Linked DNA regions of Homo sapiens: region 2 is linked to region 1. A link is a contact called in ENCODE POLR2A ChIA-PET data. All regions are on one chromosome and are shown on one strand. The core of a region is the stretch at or near the end of the contact, and the rest is flanking DNA. Distances in the headings are between cores, read along the strand shown. Region 1 overlaps HDAC7 (histone deacetylase 7). Region 2 holds the start of BCDIN3D-AS1 (BCDIN3D antisense RNA 1).

Region 1 (6,116 bases), core at 1,017-3,516:
TTCGAGACCAGACTAATCAACAGGGTGAAACCCCGTCTCTACTAAATATACAAAAATTAGCCAGGCATGTTGGCGCACGCCTGTAATCCCAGCTACTTAGGAGGCTGAGGCAGGAGAATCACTTGAACCCGGGAGGCAGAGGTTGAAGTGAGCCAAGATCGTGCCACTGTACTCCAGCCTGGGTGACAGAGTGGGACTCCATCTCAAAATAAATAAATAAATAAAAATCGCTTAGTGGGAGGATGTTGCCCTCCCCCCGCCAAAAATGCCTAGGATAATAGCCAGCACACAGTAAGCATTAACACATGATTGTTGATCATTATTAATATTATTAATTAATTAAAATAATATAACTATTGTTGATATTGTAACTTAAACATTTCCCTGGCAGTCTTGGGAATGGGCTGCGTGGCCTTGTGGGTGGCACAGGTGAGAAGAGTGAGGAAGGCACATCTCGCTCGGCCTGCAGCTGGGAGAGGCAGAACCAGTGGGCAAAGCAGGAGTAGGGTACACAGAGGGGCAGGGTCTGCATGAGGAGGGCCCAGGAGCTGGGGTGACAAGGAGAGCAAGGGAATGAGTGTGACACCTCAGAGGGGAGAAGGAGCCGCCCCTAGAGGCAGCCTGGGGCGGTGACTGTGCTTCCTGTTGGGGCAAACACTGGCCCTTGAGAAAGACTGGCTCACACTGGCTGCTAAAGGAGCAACTGGTCTAAGTGGGGCACCAGAGGGGTAAAGGCGAAGGGGAGAGATGAAGGCAGAAACTGGCCGACTTATCCCCATGTTACAGATAGGGCCTCAAATCTTGCCTGCTCAGGATGTTTTGCTTATGATAGGAAAGATGGTAGTTAGACATCATGGTGAACTTCCTATCTCAGGGACTGGAGATACTGGAGCAGAGGAGTGAGGATGAATGTGGAACTTATGTCTTTGAGGGCTTTTTGGAACTGAGAAATCTTAGGGTAGTGTGGACTAGGGGAGCCCACTGGCTCAGGAATTCCCTAAGTGGGCAGAGCAGTGCAGGGGCAGGCCAGGCTATAAGCTGAAGGCCATGGGTAATAGGAAGTAGATGCAGGCCCTCCAGGCCTGCCACCGCAGGAAGTAGCTATGCCCTCCCCTTCACAATGGACTTGCAGGGAAGGCTGAGTGGTGGCCCGAGAGGTCCCGGGAGTTGGACAGGGCTGGGAGGACCCCTGTTTTTCTCTGTCAGAGGACAGCAAGGGTCTCCAGAGAGTGCCAGACCCAGAAACCGACAGCCATACGCAACTCAGAATGGCCCAGCTCCCCGGCCTCAGGTTCTGCCAGGTCTTCATCCTTGAGGAGAGGCCACAGGGTGGAGCTGGGGATCTGGGGTGGGGGACAAAGAACCAGGGAGGATGCTTTCCCACCCCCAGGGAGCTCAAGCCGCTGCTGCCATGGTTACATCTGCTTCCTGTTTGATTCATCTCAAACAGCAGAAGTGGAGGTGGGGTGGGGGGGCGACACTGGCTCCCAGCTCAGGCCACTGCTGCGTGGGGCTGTTTACAACAGCCGCATGTGGGATTCCCAGAAAGAGACTCCAAACCGGACATCCTGCGGCTGCAAAATACCCAGGTGTCAAGAGCTAAAAATAGCTGCCTCAGGGCCCCAGCTGCCCTGAGGTGGCGGAGAAAGAGGCATGCTCACTGTTGCCACCCTTACATCCAGCCTCCTGTTTGGTGTGCAGGAGCTTCTCTGTCCTCTTGCCTCGGACTGATGGAGGCCTTCGTCTGGGTAGGCAGACATCCCGGCTGGCTCACCTGGCAGCTGAGCCTCTGCCCTGATGGGCAGCTGGCTCCTCTGCCTATACAGAGAAATGGTGCAGCTTGCTTTGGGACGCTAATGAGAGAGTCCTAGAGGGACTTGGGAGCTTCTAGAGAAGGGATATGGCAGGGCACTGAGAGCAGGGGAGTTGGAGCTGAGGGTCCTCTAAGACCCCAACCCATTGCCAGCCCCCTGTTTCCAGCACACAGTCCCAAATCATTGCTTGGTTTCTACAAAGTCAACAGTTGCTCCAAATGATTCTTTGAGATTGTCTTCATGGGCACCCAAAGATGACATAGCTTCTGCCCTCTCACCTGCGCAGGGCTGGGGATTGCTGCTGGCACGGGTCTCTGTGGGGCTGTGTGATTTTTTTTTTCCATCTTTCTGCATGCCCATCTAGGTCCTGCATGTGTCCTTTGCTGGCTGGCCTGTGGCGAATGGGAATGCTGGGGAGGAGGGGTGGAGTGTATTGGTTGAGAGCGTGGATTCTGAAGCCCAATTGCCTGGGCTCAAGTCCCAGCTCAACCTCTGCCACTTGTCTGTGACCTCAGACAAGTTATCTAATACTGCTGGGCCTCAGCGTACTCATTTATCTAATGGGGATAAAACAGTAAATACCTCATAGGTTTGTCATGTGGACTAGATAAGTTAGCAAATGTAGGGTACTTAGAACAACTCCTGGCACATAATAAGGTGTTCGCTTACAAAAGTTCAGGTGGAAGAGAAAGGGAAGAGAGCATAGTTGGGAGAGGCTGGGGATAAGAGATAGGGCAGGGGGCTGGGCACGGTGGCTCACGCCTGTAATCCTAACACTTTGGGAAGCCGAGGCAGGCAAATCACCTGAGGACAGGGGTTCGAGACCAGCCTGGCCAACATGGCAAAACACCGTCTCTACTAAAAATACAAAAATTAGCTGGGCTTGGTGGCTTATGCCTGTAGTCCCAGCTACTTGGGAGGCTGAGGGAGGAGAATCACTTGAATCCAGGAGGCAGAGTTTGCAGTTAGCTGAGATTGTGCCACTGCACTCCAGCCTGGGTGACAGAGCGAGACTCCATCTCAAAAAAAAAAAAGAGAGAGAGAGAGAGATGGGGCAGGGGCATGCATTCAGGAGAAAATGGTCTGTGGTAGAGGAGGGAGGAGAGTTGGGAGCAGACACTGAAACGCTAATGCCAGGAAGGAGGCTGCAGACAAGTACAGGAGGCAAACTAATACTCGCTACCACAAGGGAGCACCCACCATGTGCTGGGTGCATCACAGACAGCATTGCTAATCTCAGGTGACCTCTTTGAAGTAGGTATTCTTTTTGTTTGTTTTTGTTTTTGTTTTTGAGACGGAGTCTTGCTCTGTCGCCCAGGCTGGAGTGCAGTGGTGCAATCTCAGCTCACTGCAGCCTCCGCCTCCTGGGTTCAAGCGATTCTTGTGCCTCAGCCTCCCAAGTAGCTGGACTACATGCTCCCCGCCACCATGCCTGACTAATTTTTGTATTTTTGTTAGAGATGGGATTTCACCATGTCGGCCAAGCTGGTCTCGAACTCCTGACCTCAAGTAATCTGCCCGCCTTGGCCAGGGCAGAACTTCCCCAAAGTTCTGGGATTATAGGCGTGAGCCACCTCGCCCAGCCTGAAGTAGGTATTCTTATCTCCTGATTACAGGTGGGGCAGCTTAAGCAGGTTAAATTGTGTTTCTGGCTTGCTTTGCCAGTCACCGAGGGAGTCGGGGCTTAAACCCAGGCCCATCTGACCGCAAAGCCAATGTCCTGTGTGCTTTAGACCTTCAATTCCCTCACAGTTTGTGGCCTGCCAGACTTCATGTGGCAGGGGCTTCCAGCCCACTCTCAGCTCCCTGCTGGGTTCTGGATAAATCTGAGCAAGAAGCATTCAGTGCCAATCAATGAGCAGTATAGAGAATTTCTGGAAGGGAGACACAAGAAGCTGTTAGAAAGGGCGGCTTCCAGGGAAGTTCTAGGGAGTCTGGGATGAATGAGAAACTTATCCTAACAACTTTTGGGCTCTCTGAATTTTTTTTAGTATCTGCAAGTATTGTACTTGTTCAAATATGTTTAAGGCTGCAGGCTGTATTCTAAACTCCTTGAAAGTGAGAACCAGGTTTCACTCATATTTCCATCTTTTCAACCCCTAGATCAGTGACTTCCCAGGGAAGTAGTACCTGCATTTGGGGTTGACCTTTGGGTTTCCCCTGTACTGGTCTGGCCTGGCCTGGCTGGACCACTGGCTGGCTGGGTGGCTGTGACCTAGCCCCTTCTTTCTCTTTGCTCCTCTGTCAAATGAGAGTGTTGGTCTGAACGATCTCTAAAGCCTGGAAGAGGAGCAGATCCTCTGTGCTCAGCCCCCACTCTGTGTCAGGGAGGCCTGGCAACCACAGTGTTCTTTCTCCTGTTTATTTGTTCTTGGATCTTCCTGAAGCCATTTCACCACCAGCCTTCATCTTCTCTGCCAGCCCCATGGAGACTCAAGCTTTTTCCAGCCTATGTCAGGGAAGGAGAACCAGAGACAGCAACCTCGGGTGTGAAGGGAGTCAGCTCTGAACCCAGGACTATGGCCTTCTGCCACTGCCTGCTTTCCTCTTGCTGCTGGGGCCTAGGTCTTCTTGCTGCTGCTTCCTTTTCCGCTAATCAAGAGTCCAGGGAGGTGGGAACAGCCTCAACAAAGACTTTGAAGATGAGCGGGGAGGATCGCTTGAGCCCAGGAGCCCAGCCTGGGCAACAGGGGAAGACTTCGTCTCTACAAAAAAAAAAACAACAAAACAAAACAAAAAAAATTTAGCCAGGCATCGTGGTGCATACTGTAGTCCCAGCTACTCTGGAGGCTGAGGCAGGAGAATTGCCTGAGCCCAGGAGGTCAACGCTGCAGTGAGCCATGTTCACATCACTGCACTCCAGCCTGGGCATCAGAACAAGACCGTACCTCAAAAAAAAAAAAAAATTAAGAAAAGACACTGGAGGCATCGGGAGGGGGGCGTTCTAGGTGGCAGTGCTCCTGGGGAAGCCTTTTGTCCCACTGAAGACATGAAGCTCCTGGGAGAGCAGGTGGTCGGCAAGGCTCAGGTTTTCATCCACCTTTTGCAGATCTAGGAGGCAAAGTCATACCTGCTGGGGAGGGAGGACCAAGACTGGGGCCTGAGGCAATAAGGTAGGAGCAGTAGGGAGGTCAGTTTGTTCCAGGTGCTTAGAATTGTGTTTGTGTTTACTCTGGAGGTTGCTGAGGGCTGGGGTGCACCTATTGGAACAGGGGCTCCATAGGTTTCTGGGTAAAATCAGGTGTTCTGGTTTAAGAAGGTGACTTGGTAGGCCCACATGCCCCAGTGCCAAGTAAACTGTTCTTAAGTCTGACTGCAGTTGCCTCCAAAGAAGATAGAAAAGGGGAGTAGCCAGGATTCCAAAAAGAAGAGCTCTCCAACCTGGCAAAGAGCCCTGTGCTAGACAGTATTCCTGGTACCTTGGGTCCATTTACTTCTCTTTTTTTTTTTTTTTTCAGGCTGACCCCAAATTAGTAGTAACAGCCCTCGGAGAGAGGCAGTGATGGGAAAAGAGGTCCCACACTCAAGCCAGAACTGGGAGGCAGGATGTTCATGCTCTGGCTTCAGTTCAGCTACTGACGGGGTGCCAGTAGATACCTTTCCTCTCTCTAGGACACAAAGAGAGCTGTTCCTGGGTCTTAATCTCTGTCGCTCTGCGCTCTTCTGAACTTGATGGCCCTCAGCACGGGGCCAGGGAGCGGGGGAAAAGCAGAACTTTTTCCAGGAATTGCTATTGGAAGCAGCCCCGTTGCCAACACGCATGCACACATGCACACAGCTTTTCTGGACAGACCTTATATTATGGATTATCACCACAAAACATCCCTTTGGGGCCTGGTAGCCCACACCACAGAATTCAGGGTCATTAATTTTTCTCCTATCCAGAGAGTGCATGGTGTCCGGAATCTGTGGTTACCAGGGGAGCAAGGCACAGAGAACCTGGCTCTGCTCCCAAGCATGAATGCTGCTGACCAGCCCCTGGGTAGGGACTGGGGAGGTGGGACAGAATTCCCAGGAGGCAGGGGACTCAGCCTGACACAGTCTCTGGGAGTGCACCCTGGAGCCCAGTCCAGAAACCTCTGGGAGGACCAGGTCCTGCAGAAGAAAGAAGAGGTACTAAGAAGGCCTGGGATTGGGGGTTACCATGTCGTGGGGAGGGGAGTTTGCCTCTGAGGCCCACCACCTTGAGAAATATGCATGCTGTGTCTCAGGCAGGTTGTCAGGAGAGAGTCATTGTATTTGATTTGTCAGCTACTAACAGAGCCTGCCACGTGCCCTGCGAGGTGTTTGGTGCAGATGGGC
Region 2 (5,959 bases), core at 1,117-3,616, 2.0 Mb before region 1:
AAAGGAAAGTAAATTATCATCTTGATGTTCTGTTTACTTCCAATAATTCAGTTATTTGGAAACATCCAAAAGTAGTTAGAAATGCCTGGCAGACTTTTAAGGTTTTCTACCTCAAGGCAGAATTAGGAATACAAGGCAATATTAGGAATACAACAGGTACATGGAGTTTTATTGGACTTTCAAGCCCTTTGAGGAAAGGACCATGTCTACTTTTTGTTGTAATCCCAGAACTAGCCCACTGATCCCTATTCAATGTTAGATGATTGAATAAGAATTCACAATGCTGTAGGCTTCCGAAGATGCCACTATCATCAAGAAATAAGGTGAAAAGGAGAAATGAAAACATGTCTATGAAAATATTTGCACCAGAATGTTAATAGCAGCCATATTCATCATAACCCCAACTGGAAATACCCAAATATCCATCAATTGAAGAATGGATAAACACATTGTGATATATTCATGCAATGGAATAATACTCAGCAATAAAAAAGAACAGATTACTGATACACATGGATGGATCTCAAAAACATTACTAAGCTAAAGGATACAGACACAAGTACATACTGTAAAGCTCCATATATGTGAAATACAAATGCAGACAAATCTATGGTGCTATAATTCAGGAAGTTGCCAGGGGAGGGTGGTGGTGGGTGTGGGGTGATCAACTATAAAGGGGCATGAGGGAACTTTATAGGGTGGTGGTTCAGTATCTTGTTTTGGGTGTTAATTACATAGGTGTATATTTTGAAATTCACCAAACAAAGCACCTAAGATGTGTGCATTTTATTGCACGTTAAGAATAATTTAAGGGCCGGGCATGGTGGCTCACATCTATAATCCTAGCACTTTGGGAGGCCGAGGTGGGCAAATCACCTGAGGTCAGGAGTTCGAGACCAGCCTGGCCAACATGGTGAAGCCTCCGTCTCTACTAAAAATACAAAAATTAGCCAGGTGTGGTGGTGCACTCTTATAATACCAGCTACTTGGGAGGCTGAGGCAGGAGAATCACCTGAAATCAGGAGGTGGAGGTTGCAGTGAGCAGAGATTGTGCCACTGCACTCCGTCCAACCTGGGACAGAGTGAGACTCCATCTCAGAGAAAAGAAAAGAATAAAATATTTTTTAAGCAAAAAAATGAGAAAGCTGGTGGGGGTACCCATCAAGACATCTTTTAGGTTCCAGTAATAGCTGTCCTTGGGCACTCTTTTCATCAAACTACCTCTATGCTCAAGAACCCAAAATGACTTCTTTATCTTATGTCTTGTCACATCCATATCCTTATTCTGCTCTCCTCCATAAGAAACCTCCTCCATTAATTTCTCCCACTTCCCAACGTACCACGGTGATCTGCTCACGGTCCCACGCAGATAATTTGCTCTTTCCTATCTGAATCTCCTTGTGGCCTTTACCCTGCCTGGACCCTACTCAAGCTCTCTCTGCCCTTCAAATTCCGTATTTAAATAAACCTCCTTCAGAAAAGAACTCTTAATCCTAGCCAATCTGAGCACCCTAACTTGCCTTACTTTTTATGTTCCTTTATTGGACTAATATGATACTCTAAGCTGCATCCTTTGTATACTCGCAACAAAAGAAATTTTAATGAAGTAGGCGGAGACTGTACCTAGGGATTCCTTCGTATTTCCCTGCAGAACCCAGGTGAGAACCTACATTTCTGGGGCAGTCACTACAATGCAGGCTGTGAGGGTTATACGGTATTTAGGCAAGGGCAAATAGGTGTTTAATTAAGGACTAATGGGAATGATATTGAAGCTCTGAGGCTCTGCAGGGGCCTGGATGGGCTGTTTGCTTTTCCTCATCCTCACCGAGATAGCAAGTGGTTGAGAACAAGGTTGCATCCTTTTTCTGCCCAGCCTTCCCCGCAAACCAGTGAGGAAACGACCAGCACTGCCGTCTGATGAGAGGAGCCTGTTGCTGTAACTGTTTTCCAGATTACTGGGGGGACGACCCCATCCTGGAGAAGGAAGAGAGAGGCGGGAGCATTTAAGGCCAAAGAGGCACTCAAGCCTTTCCCCCATGGATTTACACCCAACACGTATGCAGAAAAGCAAATTACAAACACCGACGCTCACAACCACACATACACGTGCACGCCCAGCCCCACAGAAGCAAACGCGCATGCCTGTGGGCCCGCGCGCACCTACTTAGTTTTCTCTGTTCTAGACGCCCTCATTCCACCCCCGCTCGGCCCAGCCCGGCGTCCTCTACCCAGGCACGGCTGAGGTTTACCAAGCCCGGCCCGGCCTGGAGAAAGTGTTTCTATAAGGGGGAAGGGAGGTCCTTCCCACCAAAGCGGAAGCGGCGCGCGCCGGCCGGGCAGACTTAGCTCGCGTCCTGGGAACATCTGGAGGGGGCTGGGAGGGGCGCGCATCCAGGCTGAACGTGGATTGGCTGCTAGGGAGGAGGGAGGCGGGGTCAGGGCCAGGGGCGGGGCTCCCCGGCCCCTTTAAAGCCTTGACATCAGGAGGCGGCTCCGGCACCCCCCTTTCTCTGCCCCCCGCCCCCAAGCCGCGGCCATGGACCTGGCGGATCCGGCCTGCCCTGGCCCAGCTCAACACCTGATTTCGGTGAGTTCTGGGTCTACTTGGGATTGAAAGGGCGGCGAGTGCGGGGGGGCGATCTGTAGCTCCGGGCCGGGGGGAGTGGGGTGTGGAGGGTAAGGCTCTCGTGGCAGTACAGAGTCGGAGAGGGCGTCGCGGCTTCCTGCCCAAACCCTGCTGCCCGCCCCTCCGTCCCTCCCTCCAGCCGCACCCTCCTCGGGGGTCCGGCTGCGACTCTGTGCACCCCCACCCCACCCCCTCCCGCCCCCCGCGCCATCCTCGCGCACACTCCGTGGCCCCGGAAGGGAAACTTTCGGGAGTGGGGGATGTTCCGGGGGCCGGGCTCCCCTCCCTCTTTGAAAGCACTGACCTTGCCCCAGCTGCTCACCCCACCCAACCCGCATCCCACCGTCCGGGTGCCGCTTAGCGGTGCCGGGTTATTGCGGGGGGAGGGGCTCTCTCCCCAAAGCGCAGGCGCGGAGACGAGCCTGGGGCTCCCTTTCGCACTCCTTCCCATTCCCCGTGGCCTGGGGCGGTAGGGCCTGGGGAAGGCGGGGAGAGGCGGAAAGACCGGGTCTCCTAGAGAACAGCCCCTTCAAAGGCTTTGAGGGGCTGCGGGAAGGAGGAAGGACCTGGTGGGCTGCACGCTGAAGAGAAGCTAAGGGAGGGAGAAGGGTTGGTTGGGCAGGGAGCAGGGACAGGGCAGCGTCTGCAGAAAAGGCCCTCTGGGTGCTGGCTGCGGTGCCAGAAGAATGCAGAGAATTCATCTGTGCCCGACGCTTCCCTGGCTTAGCCCAACTAAGAAAGCGGCTGCCCGGATCCTAGCTCCCCTCTCCCTGTCCTGGGCCCAAGGTCCCGCGTTATCTCCAGTCCTGGCACGGCCCCAAGGGCACAGAGGGCCCTCACCTCCCACAGGCCTGGTTTTCCAGGCATCCCAGGGCTGGATCAGCTGAGTCCACTTAGTCTGTCCAGCTGCTACTTCTTAAAGGCCTGCCTTGCTGAGGAGCTGGGGGTCTTGGGCTAAGGAGTTCTCTGGCTGTAGAGGCAATCCCTCCCTCCCACTTCTCCGCGTCTGTCATGGGTCCTCCTTCTTAAGCACAATGGTCAGCCAGAGGAAGTGGCCCGGGCAGGGGTGGCCTGGGGAGCAGTAGAAAGAGTGTCAATGCCTTACCGTTTTGTGGTCAGTACTTTCGGGGAAAATGAACATAGCCCATTTGCCTTGTTGCAGACCCTCCCTTGCAGACATTACGCCATCTGGCTCTCTGAGACTCCTTGTGTGATAGGAAAATTCACTTCTCAAATTGGTCCCCCCATCTTCCTAAAAACAACCTGGGATTAGTGGGTTTCCTATCCCAAAGAAACCGTGTGTATTCCTTTCCGGGGAGATATTCCCATGTTCAAGCTTGTTTTCAAAGTCTATGGTCTGTGCATGAGGTGGCTTTGTCCCTCCAGCATCTTTCTCCAGCTCTGGCCCTCACGAAGAGAGTGAGGACCTGGAGGGGCAGGTGCTGTGGTTGGCAGGGAAGAAGGATCTTCATGATAGGCCGGTGAAGACCTAAGTGTTTGGGGAGCAAGCGGGTATCAATAAAGACAGAGTCAGAAGCTCTGGTCCCTACTTTTCCTAGCTTGCTGTATGACCTTGGCCAAGACAGTTTGCTCTCTGGGGCTCAGTTTCCCCATCTTTAAATGTCAGTAGTTGGACTAGATAGCTCTAATATTCCCTTCCACTTTTTGACATTGAATGGTTCCACTGATGGGTGAATCTATAGGGGAGAAAGGTCCTCTGGCAGAATGGTTCCATTTAGAGGGAGCTAAAGTGTTGGGTGTGCTTTAAATTGCAATTAGTTAGGATTAGAACCCTGGGTAGAGAGAACAGATTCCCTTATTCTAAGCCTGAGAGTAGACCTTGTCCCACACACCCCTGGTGCCTTGGGATATGAACTCCTGCTCCTGCTGGCTTGGGTTTGGCCCACCCATCACGCCTGTGGTGAGACATCCTGGCCCTTTGAAGAGGAGCTGAGAGAGGAGGAGGCAGCCAAGGGCCAGCAGGGTAAGCAGATTCCCAGGAGACAGTTTACGTCTCAGCTGTTGGGACTTGTTTTAGGATCTGGGCCAGGGAGCACAACATACTCACCCACCCGCCCTCTTATAGGAGGAGGGCAAGGAGGGCCCCACTGCTTTTGCCCATCCCACCCCCAGCCCTGCCCACCTCACTGCTGTACTCACACCCCCAGGTCCCAGGCAAGGGGCTAAGGATTCTTCCCCACCGCCCTCATCCAGCCCAGCCAGCCTCCCAGGCCCTGCTATACCAGCCAGTGGCAGCAGTGAGGAGAAGCTGCCCCCACCCCACCTTTCCCAGCCCCTTCCCTCCCCAGGGTAGGACTTCTCAGGAGTTGGGCTCTCCAGGTTGGGACTTGCTTTCCAGCCCAAGAGCCAGAGGTCTTGAAGTTCTTCTTGTTTGTTTTCATCCTCGGTCTCCCAGGTGAAGGGGAATGTTGAAGGAGAGGTGGTGGTTAAGGAAGCCCTGGGTTTGCTCATGTAGGGGCACATTCTCCCTGGGTTACTTTTCCCTCTGCTGGCTCTCCTGGGCCTGGGAAGCCCTCTGCCCTGGGCCCTGCTGCCTATGAAGGTGAAGCTGCAGCAGGAGGTGTTTAGGTTAAATCCCAAGGAAGCCTTCCTTACCGCTGTGAGCCGTTGGAATGGATAATGGAAGCTCCCAGGGAGGTCAGTTTCCCAGAAAGTGGCTAATGCTGGAGTCACTGTCAGACTGAAGGATGCAGCTGTTACTAGGCAGAAGCTGCTGTTCCCTCTTGGGGTGTGGCTCTGAGGCTGGCCAGCCAGAGGCCCCGTTAGAAGGAGGAAGAGAAAGGGCCCTTGCCTGACAGCCGAAGTGGGGTCCCTGACCCCATCATGCCTGAGTCACCAGAGCTGCATCTCTCAAAACAAGTGCCCTTTCTAGCCCCTGCTTCTCAGCCCCCTCCCCCAGTTCACCACCGCTCTCACTGTCTCCTTCGACAACCCTCACCCGAACCTGGCAGGTTCCCCGAGCCCCAGTCTGGCTGCATTAATGGACTGATTGGATTTTCTATACTTGGAGTTTGGGATTTCTGATTGAACATGCAAATTTATGTAAATCAATCTGGGATCTGCCACTACATCAAAACAACACAGAGCATAGGCTGGAAGGAATCCTAGAGACAGTCTAGTCCAACGCCCTCATGTTAAAAATGGGGAAACTGAAGTCCAGAGGGGGAAGTGATTCATGCGGTGGTGAGTGTCAGAGGCAGGACTCCTGATTCTGCTGTGTAGTTTTACATGGTCCCATTCTGCGTTAATGTTTTATGCATGAGGTAGCCTGGCTGGATTTAAGGCAGAGAGGGCCAGTTCTTGAACCTGAGA

The links. ChIA-PET counts read pairs that join two places held with the same protein, here RNA polymerase II (POLR2A).
Region 2: POLR2A ChIA-PET joins it to region 1 with 10 read pairs in WTC11. The contact joins the promoter of BCDIN3D-AS1 here to the enhancer-like site in region 1. POLR2A ChIA-PET finds 5 or more read pairs at or near these places in 2 of 52 experiments (BJ and WTC11).

Annotation. Positions count from the first base shown.
Region 1 is chr12:47,803,678-47,809,793 of GRCh38, reverse strand. All of the region lies in intron 1 of HDAC7 (histone deacetylase 7), which reads left to right. LOC124902926 (a long non-coding RNA gene) reads right to left here. Exons shown (of 2, transcript XR_007063290.1): 2 at 4,161-4,519. Among named protein-coding and RNA genes, the nearest start is that of HDAC7, 13 kb to the left of the region's middle. RefSeq lists an enhancer at 793-862. Within about 2 kb of position 2,266, at least 4 of the 41 ENCODE cell types and tissues checked have a DNase peak (open chromatin) inside an H3K27ac peak, as active enhancers do.
Region 2 is chr12:49,824,950-49,830,908 of GRCh38, reverse strand. It overlaps BCDIN3D-AS1 (BCDIN3D antisense RNA 1), which reads right to left and starts at 2,366. Exons shown (of 3, transcript NR_027501.1): 1 at 2,165-2,366; 2 at 1,826-1,974. NCKAP5L (NCK associated protein 5 like) reads left to right here and starts at 2,496. Exons shown (of 13, transcript NM_001037806.4): 1 at 2,496-2,587. RefSeq lists enhancers at 1,465-2,043, 2,044-2,622, 3,038-3,087, 4,231-5,097, 5,098-5,959 and a silencer at 2,368-2,777.